Linked DNA regions of Homo sapiens: region 1 is linked to region 2. A link is an interaction called in ENCODE POLR2A ChIA-PET data of the cell type or tissue named here. Cell type or tissue: MCF 10A. All regions are shown on one strand. Each heading gives the region's core, and the rest is flanking DNA. Links, peaks and the distances in the headings are about the cores only.

What was found. Peaks named below come from ENCODE experiments on the same cell type or tissue, not always from the same donor. Only the 100,000 strongest peaks of a DNase experiment are listed, where the experiment ranks them.
Region 1: POLR2A ChIA-PET joins it to region 2 with 15 read pairs; 3 of 35 experiments call an interaction of 5 or more read pairs at or near these places.

The regions. Positions count from the first base shown.
Region 1 is chr19:1,743,870-1,752,182 of GRCh38, reverse strand. No RefSeq gene overlaps it. Among named protein-coding and RNA genes, the nearest start is that of ONECUT3, 5.5 kb to the left of the region's middle. RefSeq lists enhancers at 3,698-3,747, 3,274-3,792, 3,793-4,312, 3,870-5,069 and a silencer at 8,009-8,231. In MCF 10A, for the core only: no CTCF peak of the experiment used is centred there; DNase peaks (open chromatin) are centred at 4,332 and 5,162.
Region 2 is chr19:1,601,842-1,610,154 of GRCh38, reverse strand. UQCR11 (ubiquinol-cytochrome c reductase, complex III subunit XI) reads left to right here and starts at 4,693. Exons shown (of 3, transcript NM_006830.4): 1 at 4,693-4,795. The coding sequence starts at 4,746. It overlaps TCF3 (transcription factor 3), which reads left to right. Exons shown (of 19, transcript NM_003200.5): 19 at 1-863. RefSeq lists enhancers at 1,484-1,553, 1,584-1,633, 3,116-3,737, 4,193-4,502 and silencers at 4,563-4,822, 4,873-4,942. In MCF 10A, for the core only: a CTCF peak has its summit at 4,212 (motif pointing left); DNase peaks (open chromatin) are centred at 4,274 and 4,574.

The DNA of each region.
Region 1 (8,313 bases), core at 51-8,050, 140 kb before region 2:
GATTTCCTGGCCCCTGTAGACGTGGCTACACATTGGAGATGCGATTTTCTGAACCAAGACTAGGTTGGCTCTGGAATAGGGCCCTTTCTGTGCCTCAGTTTCCCCTTCTCTGGTGTGGGAGGGGGTGCCCTCCAGCCTGCCCAGCTGGGAGCCGGAGGTGAGTCTATGCTGACCACAACAGCCAGAGAGAGAGGGGGCCTGAATGATCTGGGCCCCCAGCCTGAGGTGGCCTGATCCAAGTCCTGGGGAGGGATAGGGCTGAAGGGGACCCCTGTTAGTACTCGCTGCTTAGGGCTCGGCATTTAGTAAGTGCCTGTTATTTACCAGGCATACTCTCCTCTCTCAGCCCCAGAGAGGGGGAAGTCAAATCACAATTTTTCCGGGTGTCTCTGGCCCAAGGTGGGGGGGTGGTGGCCCTAGAGTTCCCCCCTTCATTCCTACATCTGCCCAAGTGCTAACTCCTGCCCCCTGAAGTGTCGGTCCCTAAACTTTCCAGTTCCAGGGTTCAGGTATAATTTCTGGAGTTTACATAATTACACCCATCTTCCAGGTGGGAAGAGAGGGGCAGGTCCGAACAGTCGCGTACCCCACTCCCCGTGCAGATGCTGAATCTCGGCGGGGGGGATGTGGCTGCACAGAGCCCCAGCCTGCGCTCCTCATTCTCACCCTCCAACAATCACAGATAATTAAAAATAATCGTGAGATCTAAAAATCAATCAGCCGCCATAAAACGCTAGCATCCCAGGCTCAAGAAGCGCAGACCAGGTGGGGGCTGGGGGTCTCTACGGGTGGGAGGATAACAAGGTGGAAGGAAGTTCCCCCAAATGCCAATGTGGGGGAGCTCCTAGGGAGCTGGGATTTTGCAGGCTTCCTTTTAAATATATTTTTTACAGCTTGATGATCGTGTTCATTTTAATAGCAAGCGTGTGTGGCTTTTCTAGCAGGGAAAGCATCCATTTTGAAAGAGAAGACGAGGGTCAGGGACTCCGAGAGGAAGAGGGCCTCTCCCCTCTGCTGCCTCAGGACACGCTAAGGTGGCCACAGACCCCTTCCAAAGCTCCCTAGACTTGGAAGGGGCAGCCCAGCCTGGTGGACCTAACCCTATCCAGGTCTGCGAAGCCCCTCACCCCTCCCTTCGGCTGATGGACACTTGGACTCCCCCAGGGATGGGGATCTCACTCCTTGTAGAGGCTGTGGTCCCGTTGAGAGATTGAACAGAATTTTGCTGGCCCCAAGAGAGGGACTGTGGCCCCCTGGAGCCCCCAGCTTGCTTCTCCCCACCAGCAGCAGCCTTTTAGTAATTAGTAAAATAGAATTGAGCCGGCCACCGGGTAGGCTGGCTGCCCAGGCCCAGATCGATCCTGGGTCATTAGGCAAATTGTGGGCAGGGGGAGGGGTGGGCTGGATCGGGACAAGAAGTCCCCCTTCCCCACCCCACAGGGACCTCAGCCACCTCGAGGAAGCTCTCTGGCCTCAGTATCCCCTCCAGGAAGATGAAAGTTTGACTCCCAGAGCCCGAGTCTGTGTCTGGGAGTTGGGGAGGGGGACCTCAGCAGGTGCTGGGCTGCCCCAGACCAACGCTCACCCTCTCTGTGCCTGGCCTGCGTCTGGGAGGAGTCAAAAAGGGCAGCCTCTGGTCCTGCCAACCTCAGGGCTTGGAGAGTCCCGCGGGTGGAGGGGAGGACTGGGGGCCTCCACCCATGCCCCAGGGGTGCGCACTCTCCACGGCTTCAAACTCCCTAAACGGACCCCCTAAGCTTGAACCCCCTCTTTAATCCTCCACACCTCCCCCATTTTTGGACACACCACCTTCCCTGTTGTTATTGACTCTCCCATTGCAGCTAAAAATATCAAAGGCAGAGTCAGATACCTCAAGTTTTCCTTTCCTGGGGCTCCCCCAGAACCCTGCACAGTGCGCCCCCAACTGACTTTCTGATTCGATTTGTCTCCCACCGAAATGAAAGTGTCCGGGCTCTGCGCACCCCTCCCTGCTTTTATTAAAGCGAGGTTTTACTAAACGATGGCAATGAATGCGCGCCCCACCCAAGCCCAGCCGCAGCCCTAGATCCGCTCTGCTCCCACTCCCGGCCCCCGAAACCTGCGGGCGCCCCAAATCCCGGCCGCCGGTGCCTAGTGTGTGGCAGGAGTTCTCCCTCTGGACTCCAGCCGCCTTCGTTCGGGCGGGGTCTGGGGATTTTATTTAGATTTGGGGGGAGACTCTGGGCTTTTACGGCCTGGCGGGGGTCCCGGCGAGGCTGAGCGCGCGGCTCCCGAAGGTTCCACGTTGGCCGTGGGGACGTCCTGACCTCCCCACCCCGGGTGTCGCGACTTTGGGGTTTCGCCCCTGGCGGGCCCGACGTCCCGGATTTCCTGCCCGCAGTTGCGGGGCGCCCGGGCAGCTCTGGCCCGCGGGTGGATGCTCCCGCGGGCTCTTAGGCGACAGCTGTGCCCGATCGATCCCCGCGCCCGCCCGGGCTCCGTTGCCCCCGCCGCGGCGAGCGGCTCCATCGAATCCTCATCGCTCTCGGGCCGCGCCGCCCGCCTCGCGCTCGGCAAACACCGCGCTTGTTTGCGCCGGGGCACCGAGGCTGGGCGGCCGCGGCTGGCCGGGGAGCGGAGGGGTTGGTCCCTGGGGCCCCGCGTCCTCGTCCCCTCCCTCAGCAGCTTGGCCTCCGTCGTCCCAGAGTTCTGGGACACAATTAGAGGAGGGAATTCTATGCCCTCTTCTCGGGGCTCTGTCTGGCAGGCGCGGGAGACGGCCGGGCGCGGGACTTCCGCCGCATCGCCCTGGCCGCGCCTCAGTTTCCCCATCTAGAAAGTAACACGCTGGGGCGGGGGCGTCCGAGGGTGCCCGAGGGGAAGGGTCCGGGCTCAGGCGGGAGGTCAGGCTGCTCTCCTCTCGCGGCCTCCGCCTGCTTTGCCTCCTCTGTGCCCGGCCCGACCGATGCAGGTCAGAGAGCCGGGCTGGGGGTTGAGGCGCAGCCGGAGGGGTCTGGGGACAGGAACGCGCCCCGTCTCGCAGGCCTGGGCCCCTCCTCACTGGACGCCGTTGGAATCGTCTCCCCGCAGCGTGCGCTCAGGAGAAAACCAGTTCGTTTGCTGCAGTTTGCACTGTGGGAAAATGGGGCTTGGCGGCGAGGGGCGCGGGCTGCAGCCCCCGCCGGAGGGTGCGCGGGAGGGGAACGGCCTGGATCAGGGGTTGGGGGCCTGGAGAACGCCCCACTCCAGGGCTCGGCTGACAGCCTGGGGACTGGACGCTGCAGGCCACGGACTTCCCCGACGCAACGAAACCCGCGTTGGGCGCCGCGCTCCGGAGGGGCCCAATCGTCGGCCCAGCGGCGGGGTTCGCGGCCCCCGCAGCTGAGCGGGATCCCGGCGCTGAGTTAAACCACCTGAGCGCCCTCCCTGCCCTGCCAGAAGACAGGCTCCTTTAGCCATTAAACATGTAAATATCTAGATTTAATTCTCTGCGCACTCTTCTGGGATGGAGGCAGCCGGCGGATCCCGGAGCGGGGCTCGGCGGCCCGCGGTGGGTTGGTTTGCGGAGGCGCCGGGCTAGGGGACCCGAGCAAGGCTGCAGCGGGGCTGCCCTCGGGGCGTCTCCAGGGCCGCCGGTTCTGCGGGACCCGAGCTCGCCGGCTTGGACACCTGGGAGTGTCCACTCTGCACCCTGAAAGCCGAGACGAGACGACAGGTGGGTGGGGGGAGCACAGGCCTGGGGGCGCCCACTTCGCAGATGCAGAGACAGAGGTCCTGGTCGGGAGTGAGGACCCCGCCCCGGGAGGGTCCGAGGGGCGTCCCCAGGTGGGTTAGGCTGGGCGCATCTGGCTCTGAGCCTCACCTGGGCCTGGCCTGTTCCGGGCCGGAATGGCGCCTCGATTAAGGCGCGGTTTATCTGGACACGCCCGGGCGCTTTCTGCTGGGTCAGGAAGTGGGGAGAGCACGGCACCTCCTCCCCGCAAGACCGACCAACGCCCACGTCCTTGCCTCTCTCTTTGGGTCTGTCTCGCCTCGTGGACCTCTGGGTGGGGAGGGGGTGTTGGACTGGGGAATGGGGAATGGGGAAAGGGGAAGGGATTCGCACCTCCTTAGGCAGAATCTGCAGACCGGGGATGGGGGAGGGGAACCAGGCCATTCGCTGGATTTAGCAAACTTCTCAGATCACTCCTGCTCCCCTGCCCCCACCACCCTAGAGCTGCGGCCACAGCCTCTGTCCCTCCCGCTGGGGCTCCCATACTTAGGGAGGGGAAAAGTCATCCCCATCCCCCTGAGATCAGAACTGGGGAGGCGGCAGTCCTCCCTTCCTGGAGGAGGAGCCCTGAGGTTGGGTTTTGTAGGATGTGTAGGAGTCCAAGTCAGGTAGGCCAATGGAAGGACGAAAAGACTCCTTGTCATCTGAGGAAGAGGCGGTGGGGCTGGGGAGGCGTCTGGCGTTAGCCCAGTTTCGGGGCCCTCACAGGACTTCATTAGGGAATGTTTGTTGAATGAGTCAATGAGATAAAACTGAATGAAGCTGGGGTGTGTGGGGGGGGGGCATGTGTTCAAAGCCAGGCCTTGAATGCCAGGCTGGGGGTGGTTGGGCCTTCTCTCCCTGGCTGTGAGGCCAAGCAGGGAGGGTCCCGGGCGGCCCTTAGTATAATCCCCCCACCCCACAGGTTAGTACGCACCCAGGGAGGCCATCACAGATGTGGTGGGGTGGAATGACTCACCCCCTCTCCGTGCTGTGCGGTGTGTGTGTGTGTATGTGTGTGTGTGTGTGTGTGTGGCGGGCGGTGGGGGGTGGCGGGCGGTGGGGAGTGGCTGGGGGAGCTTTGTCCCTGGGCCAGCAGGTGAGTCACCTTGCGCTAGAAGAAAGCTTGTTTCTCCCATTGTTCAATCAGCAGCCACCTTCCGGGCTCGCCAGGGGTGGGGTGGCGTCCCCCATTCCCTGGGGGAGGGGTACGTCCTGCAGGTCCCCGCTCTATCTCCTGCCCCATCCCCACTGTACCTGCAGGGAGCTAGGGGCAGGGGTACTCTGAGGAAGCAACTCCAATTATTCCCATTTTTCAGGTGAGGAAACTGAGGCACAGGGAGGTCCTGAGATCTGCCTCAGGCCACCAGCTGGCGAGCTGACCTAGGCCCGAGGGACTGGGCGGCGGGGAGCTGAGTCCCAGCACGCTGAGTCCCAGTGAGTGCGTGCTGTGTGGACACGCTCAGCATCCAATCTGGCTGGCGGTGGAGCCGGTCTCTGGAGAGGGTTGGCCACGCAGAGAGTCTCAGCTGAGCTCCTGAGTAGAAACGCGGATCTCAGTTACAGAGAACGTTCCCTGCGCCAGGGTCCCCCTCCGACCCAGCCCTTCGGGCGATCCCAGGGAGCGCAGGACCCTCTGGACCCGGCAGTTGGGGGAGCTCTTCAGCCTGAGCTGGAGGGGTCCCCCGTTCTGGCCCATGCGCCGGTCAAAGGTGTGGAGGGTATTTGAGGAACCGGCTCCCAGTGTCCACTCCTCACTCCAGCCGCACTGGTTAATCATTTGAGGCAGCGGACAGGGGAAGGGGCCAGCCGCCTCCTGCTCTGGCCATCACCTGCCCACCTCCCAGCTCCAGGCCTGCAGCAAGAGAGCAGGAAGCAGAGCGAGCCCTGTGGGGCCCTGGGCAGGGCATAGAGGGAGTCCCAGAGGGGCCTGTTGGTTGGGAAAGCTCTTGTGGGGTGTCAGAGCAGAGACTTCTCTCTGGGCCTCAGCTTCTCCCACTGGGGAGGAAAACTTGATGCTCTTGAAGGGTGAGGATCCTCCTACCTCGTCCTCCCCCTCCTCCTCCATCCTCCTCCTCCTCTCCCTCCTCCCCATCCTCCCCCTTCCTCCCCCTCCTCCTCCATCTCCCTCCTCCTCTCCCTCCTCCCCCATCCTCCCCCTTCCTCCCCACTCCTCCTCCATTTCCTTCCTCCTCTCCCTCCTCCTCACCCTCCCTCTTCCTCCCCACTCCTCCTCCATCCTCCTCCTCCTCTCCCTCCTCCCCCTTCCTGCCCCTCCTCCCCATCCTTCCCCATTCTTCCCACTCCTCCTCTCCCCTCCCTCCCCATCCTTCCCCCTTCTACTCCCCCTTCTCCCTCCTCCCCATCCTTCCCCATTCTTCCCACTCCTCCTACCCCCTCCTCTACTTTCCTTCCCCCTTCCCCCCTCCTTCCCCCTCCTCCTCTCCCTCTTCCCCCCTCCTCCCATTCCTAGTCTCCCTCCTGGCTCCTCCCTTTCCTTCCTTCTACTCCCCCTTCTCCTTCCAGCCCTCCCCTCCTCCCTTCCAGCCTCCTCTCCCTCCCCCATCCACTCTTCCTTCTTCCTTCTCCCTGCTCCCCTCTCCTCTGCTTCCTCCGTTTCTCCTTCCCCCTCCTCCCCTCCCCTCGGTGCTAACAGCTGTAATTGCTGTTTCTCCCACCTCCCTAACAAGCACGGGACCCTCCGAGCAGAGCCGCCCGCAGTTCCGCTCAGTAATCGCCTCCATGGTAAATCCCCACAATTGGGCTGGGCAGGAGCCGTTGGCTTCGCGCTCTCCCTCCTGCTCGCTTTAAGCAAAACCAAACAAAACGTTTCTGTTATTACTGAACTCCCTGGGCGCCAGGAGGTGAGAGGGTGGCATTTCCCAAGGATGGAATTGGAGGGGGAGCCTCCTCCAGCCCCTCATCACCTCACCTCTGCCTGGAGGTGAGAGTTGGGGGGCTCCGCAGAAAATGGGAAACATTGTCCCCCCACCGTGGCAGGCCCCAGTAGGAGGGTCCCTGGGGGCTGCCAGGCCTGGGGGCAGGGGCTCCCCAGGGGTCATAGCGCCGGCAAGAAGAGAAGGGGATTGGGGAGGGATGGGGTCATCCTGTTGACCCCTTGCTTTTACCGATGAGGAAACAGGCAGATCCAAGGCTCTTACCCCCCAGAGAGGGCGCCTCTCATTCCCTGGAGAAAAACCAAAGAACCACCCGCCCCCAGCTCTCAGAGGGGAATAGAAGATGGAGGTAGGTGCGTGTCCAGCCAGCTCTGCATCTCCAGGGGTGGCGTACCCGGTTCACAAGTGGGAGCCCCGACTCCTGAGGGCTACTGGGTGATCTCCATGCGGCTGCTGGGCAGGGCAGGTGACCTCTGACCCCAGCCCGCCCAGTCCATCCGCCAAGGGTGCCTCATTCCCAAAGCGCCTGCGTGGTGTCCGGGGCTTCTCCCCTTTGGGGTTGAGGGTGGGTTCCAGACTCAAATCCCAGCCCCGCCTTCATTTCCCACATCAGGGACCCTTCTGGAGCCTCAGTTTCCCCATCTGTGGAATGGGGATAAAACACACACAGTGCACCCTTGAGGACATCTGACAGTGCTCAGGAAAGGCTGTGACAAGGGCGGCCACCAGCCTCTGCCCACCCCATAAACAGCCAGGGTGGACCGGTGGGGGAGGGGCAAGGAATCCTGGGCCAGGCTCAGAGGACAGAAGCTGGAGGGGGGAAGAGGAGGAGGGAGGGGGAGGTGAGGGAAAAGGATGAGGAAGAAGGGATGGGGAGGAGGGGGAGGAAGAGGAGGAGGGGGAGGAAGCAGAGGGGAGATGGGAGGAGGGTGAGAAAGGGGAGGAAGGGGAGGGGGGAGGAAAGGAGGGGGAGGGAGGAGGGGAACTGGAGGCTTCCCAGAGGAGCCCCCCTCCCCCCACAGCCCGGTGCTGCTGCTGGAATTGATCCTCCCATCGATCCTGGGGGAGCTGGAGTCGGGGGCCAGCTCTGCTCTGGAGGCCAGGAGGAGGCCGGGGCAAGGAGGAGAGGTTTGCACAAAGCGAAGGGAGGCTGCTTTGTCCCCATCTGCGCAGATTCCCTCATAGTCCCTTGAGCTGGGCGGTGCAGGCCCCACTTCACAGGTGAGCAAACTGAGGCCTGAGGGGCGGATTCTGGGGAGATGGTACCGGGGCTCCCGTGCAGTTGGAGTTAGGTGGCCTGGGGTTCACCAGCCTCAGTTTTATGGGTTTGTTCCAGTTTCCCTGTGGGCACCAGCCCTGGTTTTCTGTTCCTTCCACCTTCCTGGGGCTGGGGCTGTTTTTTGATTCCTCTCAATGGGTAGAAATGCTGGGGCTGCAGGAGAGGAGTGAATGGGGTGCTCGAGGCAGAGCCCAGGCCTCCTGGGAGCCAGCTGGTGTGGGGCCGGGCTGGGGTGGGGGCCTGGATTTTGCTTCTTTAAGAATCGTCAGGCGGGGTGCAGTGGCTGACACCTGTAATCCCAGCACTTTGGGAGGCTGAGGTGGGCGGATCACCTGAGGTCAGGAGTTTGAGACCAGCCTGGCCAACATGGTGAAACCCCGTCTCTACTAAAAATACAACAATTAGCC
Region 2 (8,313 bases), core at 68-8,067:
GGCCTCTCTCCAGGTCTCCTTTTCTGGTCTTTTGCCATGAGGGTAACCAGCTCTTCCCAGCTGGCTGGGGACTGTCTTGGGTTTAAAACTGCAAGTCTCCTACCCTGGGATCCCATCCAGTTCCACACGAACTAGGGCAGTGGTCACTGTGGCACCCAGGTGTGGGCCTGGCTAGCTGGGGGCCTTCATGTGCCCTTCATGCCCCTCCCTGCATTGAGGCCTTGTGGACCCCTGGGCTGGCTGTGTTCATCCCCGCTGCAGGTCGGGCGTCTCCCCCCGTGCCACTCCTGAGACTCCCACCGTTACCCCCAGGAGATCCTGGACTGCCTGACTCCCCTCCCCAGACTGGCTTGGGAGCCTGGGCCCCATGGTAGATGCAAGGGAAACCTCAAGGCCAGCTCAATGCCTGGTATCTGCCCCCAGTCCAGGCCAGGCGGAGGGGAGGGGCTGTCCGGCTGCCTCTCCCTTCTCGGTGGCTTCCCCTACGCCCTGGGAGTTTGATCTCTTAAGGGAACTTGCCTCTCCCTCTTGTTTTGCTCCTGGCCCTGCCCCTAGGTCTGGGTGGGCAGTGGCCCCATAGCCTCTGGAACTGTGCGTTCTGCATAGAATTCAAACGAGATTCACCCAGCGCGAGGAGGAAGAAACAGCAGTTCCTGGGAACCACAATTATGGGGGGTGGGGGGTGTGATCTGAGTGCCTCAAGATGGTTTTCAAAAAAATTTTTTTAAAGAAAATAATTGTATACGTGTCAACACAGCTGGCTGGATGATTGGGACTTTAAAACGACCCTCTTTCAGGTGGATTCAGAGACCTGTCCTGTATATAACAGCACTGTAGCAATAAACGTGACATTTTATAACGATGCCCTGCAGTCCCCGGGTTCTTTCTGGTGTCACATGTTTAGGAAGGGAAGTGGGGGGGGGCCCTGACGTTCACCTCGGGTGCAGCAAGGACCGTGGTCCACCCTGTGCACTGGGCTTCCTCGAAGCGACTCCTCACTCTGAGGAGCCCATGGCTCCCAGGGCGGCTGGGAACCTGCATGTGTACTCAGGGCTCCAGGCCACCTGGAAGCAGGATTGGCTCCCGGGGAAAAGCAGCTCCCTGGGGGCTGCACTTGGGCGCGTAGGAACCATCCAGGACCTGCGGTCCTCCCAGCCCCCATCTGGGAGGGCTCCCCATCTCCCAACGTCCCCCCCCCGGGCTGTTGGAACCCACTTCCCTGCCCCTTCCTGCTCCGAAGTCGGCTCGAAGTCTGAGTCTGTCACTGCTCCTCTGAAACCTTCCACGGCTCCGTTGCTGGCAGCGTCAACCCCACACTCCTTAGTGCGGCATCTGTGACTTCCTCCACAACCGGATGCCCACGGAACCCACGGACAGAGCTCTCGGGGGGAAGGGGTGTGGCAGGACCTGTGGGGGCGCTGCTCATCCCAAAGTGCCCACTGGCAGGCATCTGCTGCTGTGCCCAGGGACTTGGCCGCTGCATCTCTGCGAGGACACAGCTGGACTGCCCTGCTCCCCTACAGGGTTGGGGTGGAAGGAGTGCCTTCCTGGCCACTTGACGGGGGGTGGCCCCCAGGAGAGAGCCCTTTGGCACACAAGTGCCTTAGGGAGGAGAAGGCTCAGCACAGTGACTCATATCTGTAATCCCAGCACTTCAGGTGGCTGAGGCGGGAGGATCGCCTGAGGCCAGGAGTTCCAGTCCAGCCTGGGCAACATAGTGAGACCCCATGTCTATAATTTTTAAGGGAAAGAGAGTGGCCAGGAGTTGACAGAAGGTGCTGAGGGAGCCCTGTCCACCACTCTACCCAGCTGGCCTCTAAATTCATGCTGGAAAACAACTTTTAAAATATACATTGGCCGGGCGCGGTGGCTAACGCCTGTCATCCCAGCACTTTGGGAGGCTGTGGCGGGTGGATCACTTGAGGTCAGGAGTTCGAGACCGGCCTGGCCAACATGGCGAAATCCCATCTCTACTAAAAATACAAAAATTAGCCGGGCATGGTGGCGCAAGCCTGTAATCCCAGCTATTTGGGAGGCTGAGGCAGGAGAATAGCTTGAACCCAGGAGGCAGGGATTGCAGTGAGCTGAGATTGCACCACTGCACTCTAGCCTGGGCGACAGAGCGAGACTGTCTCAAAAAATCAAAATTAAATTGGTTGTACCTGGTGACACACACTTGTAGTCCCAGCTACTTAGGAGGTTCAGGTGGGAGGATCGCTTGAGGTGGCAGTGAACTGTGATTGCACCACTGCACTCCAGCCTGGGCAACAGAGCCAGAACCTGTCAAAAAAAAAGGGTGGGCCAGGTGCAGTGGCTCATGCCTGTAATCCCAGCACTTTGGGAGGCCAAGGCGGGCGGATCACGAGGTCAGGAGATCGAGACCATCCTGGCTAACGGTGAAACCCCATCTCTACTAAAAATACAAAAAATTAGCCAGGCGTGGTGGCGGGCACCTGTAGTCCCAGCTACTCGGTAGGCTGAGGCAGGAGAATGGCGTGAACCTGGGAGGCGGAGCTTGCAGTGAGCCAAGATCATACCACTACACTCCAGCCTGCAGCCTGGGCGACAGCAAGACTCCGTTTCAAAAAAAAAGGGTGGAGGGGACATCCAGATGGTCCAACAAAATAACAAAAACCGGCTCAAGAAACAAAAAGGAAGTTCTATGTCATGTTGAATGGCTTCAGGCACAGCTGGATCCAGGTGTCATTACAAATCTCTCTCCATCTCTCAGCTCTTGTTTATGTCACTGTCTCTGATGAACTCTTTTTTTTGTCTGTTTGTTTTGAGACGGAGTTTCACTCTTGTTGCCCAGGCTGCAGTGCAATGGCGTGATCTCGGCTCACCGCAACCTCTGCCTCCCGGGTTTTCAAGCAATTTTCCTGCCTCAGCCTCCCGAGTAGCTGGAATTACAGGCATCCGTCACCATGTCCGGTTAATTTTGTATTTTTAGTAGAGATGGGGTTTCTCCATGTTGGTCACGCTGGTCTCGAACTCCCAGTCTCAGGTGATCTGCCCGCCTCAACCTCCCAAAGTGCTGGGATTATAGGCGTGAGCCACCGTGCCCGGCCACTGGTGAACTCTTACATTGTGGCATCTGGAAACTCTGGGCTGACATTCCAGCAGCCCTTGTGTTCCTGTCCTTTCTCTTAATAGTCTCTGTGTCAGCCCCTGCATCCCACTTTTTTAAGTTTCCACCAATGGGAAGAGTCTTATTCAGGTGCTCTCTGATCCCAAGCTCAAAAACCCCAAGCCAACTGGAAAGTTCTACAAACAATGCCCAGGGCCGGGCCCGGTGGCTTACACCTGTAATCCCAGCATTTTGGGAGGCGGATCACTTGAGGTCAGGAATTCAAGACAAGCCTGGCCAACATGGCCAAACCCCATCTCTACTAAAAATACAAAAACTAGCCAGGTGTGGTGGCTCACGCCTGTAGTCCCAGCTACTTGGGAGGCTGAGGCAGGAGAAGCTTGAACCCGGGAAGCGGAGGTTGCAGTGAGCCGAGATCGTGTCATTGCACTCCAGCCTGGGCCACAGAGCGAGACTCCGTCTCAAAAAAAAAAAGAAAGAAAAACAGTGCCCAGACTGTGGTGTCCAAAACCTATTTCCGGCTCCCACCCTGAGTCCTTAACCAGGGATAGGGATGGGTTAGCACCCGCAGTCCCCAGAGAGCTGCAGGCTTGGGGTGTACTGAGGGGCTGACCCCAGGAGGACAGGCCAGGCTGGGCAGAAGAACCCACGGTGTCCATTCCTTATCACGAGGCCTGCAAGTGACGCTGGCGCCCGAGAGACAAATCACGCCCAGTGCCCCGTCTAGGCTATGGCCTTTCCGTTCATGCTGTAAAGGTGCCTGTGGGTCAGGCAGTCCAGGAGGGCTTCCTGAGGGAGGCAACTCTTGAATATGGGGGAAAAGGCACAAAAGTGCAATGGCGGTGTCTGGGAATATGCCCCTCTTCCTTCTGCCCACACCGGCCCGGTGTGCAGGGGGGAGGCTGGAAGCTGGGAGCTGAGTGAGCATGTACGGTGCTGCGCCGGGTTGTGGGAGAGCAGAGGAAGCAGGGACTGGAGAAAGGCGAGCCCAAGCGAGCCTGGTGCGGTGGAAAGCAGGAGGCAGAAAGACCTGCCTGTCATCAGCTAAGAGCATCCAGAGACGTTCACCGAGCAAGGAGCCAGGCCACCCTCTGCTGCCGGAATGAGGAATAACCCAGGCTCGCAAACGGAATCCTGCAAAGAGATTTCCGACAGGGCCTCCAAGCAACGGGCAACGCTGAGGCTCAGGGAAGCACTGCCGCTCGACCAAAGTCCTACAGCGAATCAGGAACAACGCCTGACGCCTCCAAAAGTGGGCTCCAATCCCAGCTCTTCCCCTCTGTGTGACTCTGAGCAAGACCCTTCCCCGCTGGACCTCAGTTTCCTTCATTGTAAATAACGTTCTGGCACATACTAGGCGCACAAAATCACTGGCAGGTAGCCCCGCGGAGCCCAGAAGCACAATCGGCCGCCAGACCACGTGGCCAGAAAGCACCGCCCTAACGCCGCCCACTCCGGACCACTTCTCCGCGGTCGTCCAACCCTCGCCGGAAGTTACTGTAAGTGGCTTCCGGGTCTGCGCGCACAGTGGCGGATGATGTTTTTTTTTCCTCCCCCCCCCCCCGCCCTCCCCGCGCGCGTGCGCGCCGCGGCCGCGCCTGCGCAGTGTAGCCGGGTCAGCTGGACAGGGTCATCCTGAGGGTGCGACTCCGCCGCGATGGTGACCCGGTTCCTGGGCCCACGCTACCGGGAGCTGGTCAAGAACTGGTGAGGACGCCGACCCGCGGCCCCATCCGCGCTCCCGCCTCGGCCCAGCCCCGCGCCGCTGCGTTCCGTATTTGTGCGCGTTTCCGGGGGCCGGGCCGGGCCGGGCCCAGGTCCCTTGTTGTTCCCGGTGACAGAGGGGGAAACTGAGGCCGAGAGGCGGAGCGGCGCGTCCCGGCGTGAACGGGACGTGACGGACCCAAGGCCAAACCCCAGCATGCCCGGCTCCGCGGCTAGGCCGCTCCAAGCCTCAGTTTCCCCATCTCTACCGGGGGATCCGAATGGTGACCCCCTGGACGGAAGCGCCCAGAAGGTGCCGAGTCCCGATCCCCAGCCCAGCACTCGCGGCATCTTCGGCCTTTGCCACTATTTTGGTTTTTATGATTTTTAACAAGGAGCGTGAAAGCTTCAGCTGCGCCTGAGCCCACGTGGGCAGCGGGACGGCATAGGGGTGGCCCCCATAGAAGCCGGGCTGGGGGTGGCCTCCGTAGGGTTGTCTGGTGTTTCCACGTGGGGTGCTAAGAAGCAAGGCCTGGCTGGGTGCGGTGGCTCCCGCCTGTGATCCCAGCGCTTTGTGAGGCCGAGGCAGGTGGATCACCTGAGGTCAGGAGTTCGAGACCAGCCTGGCCAACGTGGTGAAACCCGCGTCTCTACTAAAAATGCAAAAATTAGCCAGGCGTGGTGGCGGGTGCCTCTAATCCCAGCTACTCGGGAGGCTGAGGAAGGAGAATCGCTTGAACCCGGGAGGAGGAGGTTGCAGTGAGCTGAGATTGCGCCATTGCACTCCAGCCTGGGTGACAGAATGAGACTGTGTCCCAAAAAGAGAAAAGAAAAAAAAAGCAGCAAGGTCTTAGCCGGGTGCAGTGGCTCCGGCCTGTGATCCCAGTGCTTTGGGAGGCCCAGGCAGGAGAATCACTTGAGCCTGGGAGTTCAAGACCATCCTGGACAACACAATGAAACCCCATCTCTACAAAACAAAAAATTATCAGGGCATGGTGGCACCTGTCTGTAGTCCCAGCTACTGGGGAGGCTAAGGTGGGAGGATCGTTTGAGCCTGGGAATTTGAGACCAGCCTGGGCAACACAGCAAGACCTTATCTCTACAAAAAAATTTAGAGCTGCTGGGCGCAGTGACTCACGCCTGTAATCCCAACACTTTGGGAGGCCAAGGCGGGCGAATCACCCGAGGTCAGGAGTTTGAGACCAACCTGACCAACATGGAGAAACCCCGTCTCTACTGAAAATACAAAATTAGCCAAGTATGGTGGCGCGTGCCTGTAATCCCAGCTACTTGGGAGGCTGAGGCAGGAGAATCGCTCAAACCCGGGAGGTGGAGGTTGTGGTGAGCTGAGATTGTGCCATTGCATTCCAGCCTGGGCAACAAGAGCGAAACTCCGTTTCTAAAAAAGAAAAAAGCAAAGGCTTATGATTGGCAGTGTCTCCGGAAGCCAGAACATACTTCCTCTATCCCAGACTGGGGGACAGGTCGGGGACAGGGTCTGCACGGTGGAGCTGACTGGGACCTTCAAGTGGAATGTGATGGTGCCGGTGGCGTTTTACAGCGTGGGTAACTCAGGCCTGGGATGAGGAAGCCTGCTCCTAGCTGAGAACCCAGTGGCCCATGGTAGCCAGTGCAGCCCCTCCCGGGTGCAGCAGGTCTGCTTCTTCTGTGTTCAGTCACAGCGGGGACCACCCGTCATCCGTGCTTTCATCCAACAGCAAGCATTTATTTATTTATTTATTCATTTATTTATTTAGAGACGGAGTCTTGCTCTGTCGCCCCGGCTGGAGTGCAGTGGCGCAATCTCGGCTCACTGCAAGCTCCGCCTCCCGGGTTCACGCCATTCTCCTGCCTCAGCCTCCCATAAGTAGCTGGGACTACAGGCGCCCGCCACCACGCCCGGCTAATTTTTTTTGTATTTTTTAGTGGAGATGGGGTTTCACCGTGTTAGCCAGGATGGTCACGATCTTCTGACCTCGTGATCCACCTGCCTCGGCCTCCCAAAGTTCTGGGATTACAGGCATGAGCCACTGCGCCCAGCCCAACATTTATTGAGCACCTACTATGTGTTAGGGACGCGCCAATAGACCGAACCCTTGTGGGCGGACATTCTGGTTGGTGGGCAAGGAAAGGTAAAGAAACGAGACCTGTGGTGTGGGGCTGACCTAAAATAACGAAGCGGGAGAGGAAGGGGTGCAGACACGTGCGTGCGAGGGGCCGTGCAGGGCTGTGCCACCAGGCAGTGGCTTTGGGAGGCTAGGGAGCGGGTCTCATCCCCAGGAGGCACTGTGGGGTTGTGTCTCAGAGTCTCAGACTTAGGACTGAGAGGGCCACAGTTCACCAGCTGGGGACCCTGCAGTCCACACCCCTTCTAGGCCCTGCTGGGGCTTGCTTTGAGGAAGGGGTTGTCGTGGCGACGAGGTCGTTGGTCAGTGTGGTCATGGTCTGTACGTCCTTCCTCAGTGGCTAGTGGAAATCAGGTTTTGTGGGCTCTTCCCACACTGTCCAAATCCACAGGGTCCTACATGGGGTGACCAGGATGATAGGGGAGGCGGAGGCCGGCCCACTGGGCATATTTATGAGCAGGCTTCTCTGGTGATTAATAACCCAGGGCTGGGCGCAGTGGCTCACGCGTGTAATCCCAGAACCTTGAGAGGCTGAGGTGGGTGGATCCCTTGAGGTCAGGAGTTCGAGAAGAGCCTGGCCAACAAGGTGAAACCCTGTCTCTACTAAAAATACAAAAATTAGTCGGGCGCGGTAGTGGACACCTGTAATCCCAGCTTCATGGGAGGCTGAGACAAGAGAATCACTTGAACCTGGGAGGCGGGGGTTGCCGTGAGCTGAGATTGCGTCATTGCACTCCAGCCTGGGTGACAGAGCGAGATTCTATCTCAAAATAAATAATAAATAAATAAATAAATAAATAACTTATCCAGAATGCCATCAAGACAACACGTGCGAAGATTCCTGCCCTGTTGGTGGCATCTGCCTCCGAGCCAGGTTCCAGGAGCAGCTGTGCGTGCCCCCAGCTGGTGAGCGGGCACCTGGCCTACACTTGGAGAGTCTCTGGTGAGGCCCCTTGGGGCAATGTGGGCAGGGTTTCTTCATCCGCCTCCAGGAGGAGCACCCCCTACCGCCCCAACATCCCAGCTGTGTGATTTGCTGTGATCCAGGGAGGTGAATCGGATTTTTTTTTTTCTTCCGAGACAGAGTCTCACTGTCGCCCAAGCTAGAGTGCAGTGGCACGATCTCGGCTCACTGCAACCTCGACCTACAGAGTTCAAGTGATTCTCCTGCCTCAGCCTCCCCAGTAGCTGGGACTACAGGTGCGCACCACCACACCGGGCTAGTTTTTATATTTTTAGTAGAGATGAGGTTTCACCATGTTGGCCAGGCTGGTCTAGAATTCCTGACCTCAGGTGATCCACCCGCCTCGGCCTCCGGAAGTGCTGGGATTACAGGTGTGAACCGCCGCACCCCGCCCGGAATTGGATTTTAATTTCAGCCCTCTGTTGGCCAGC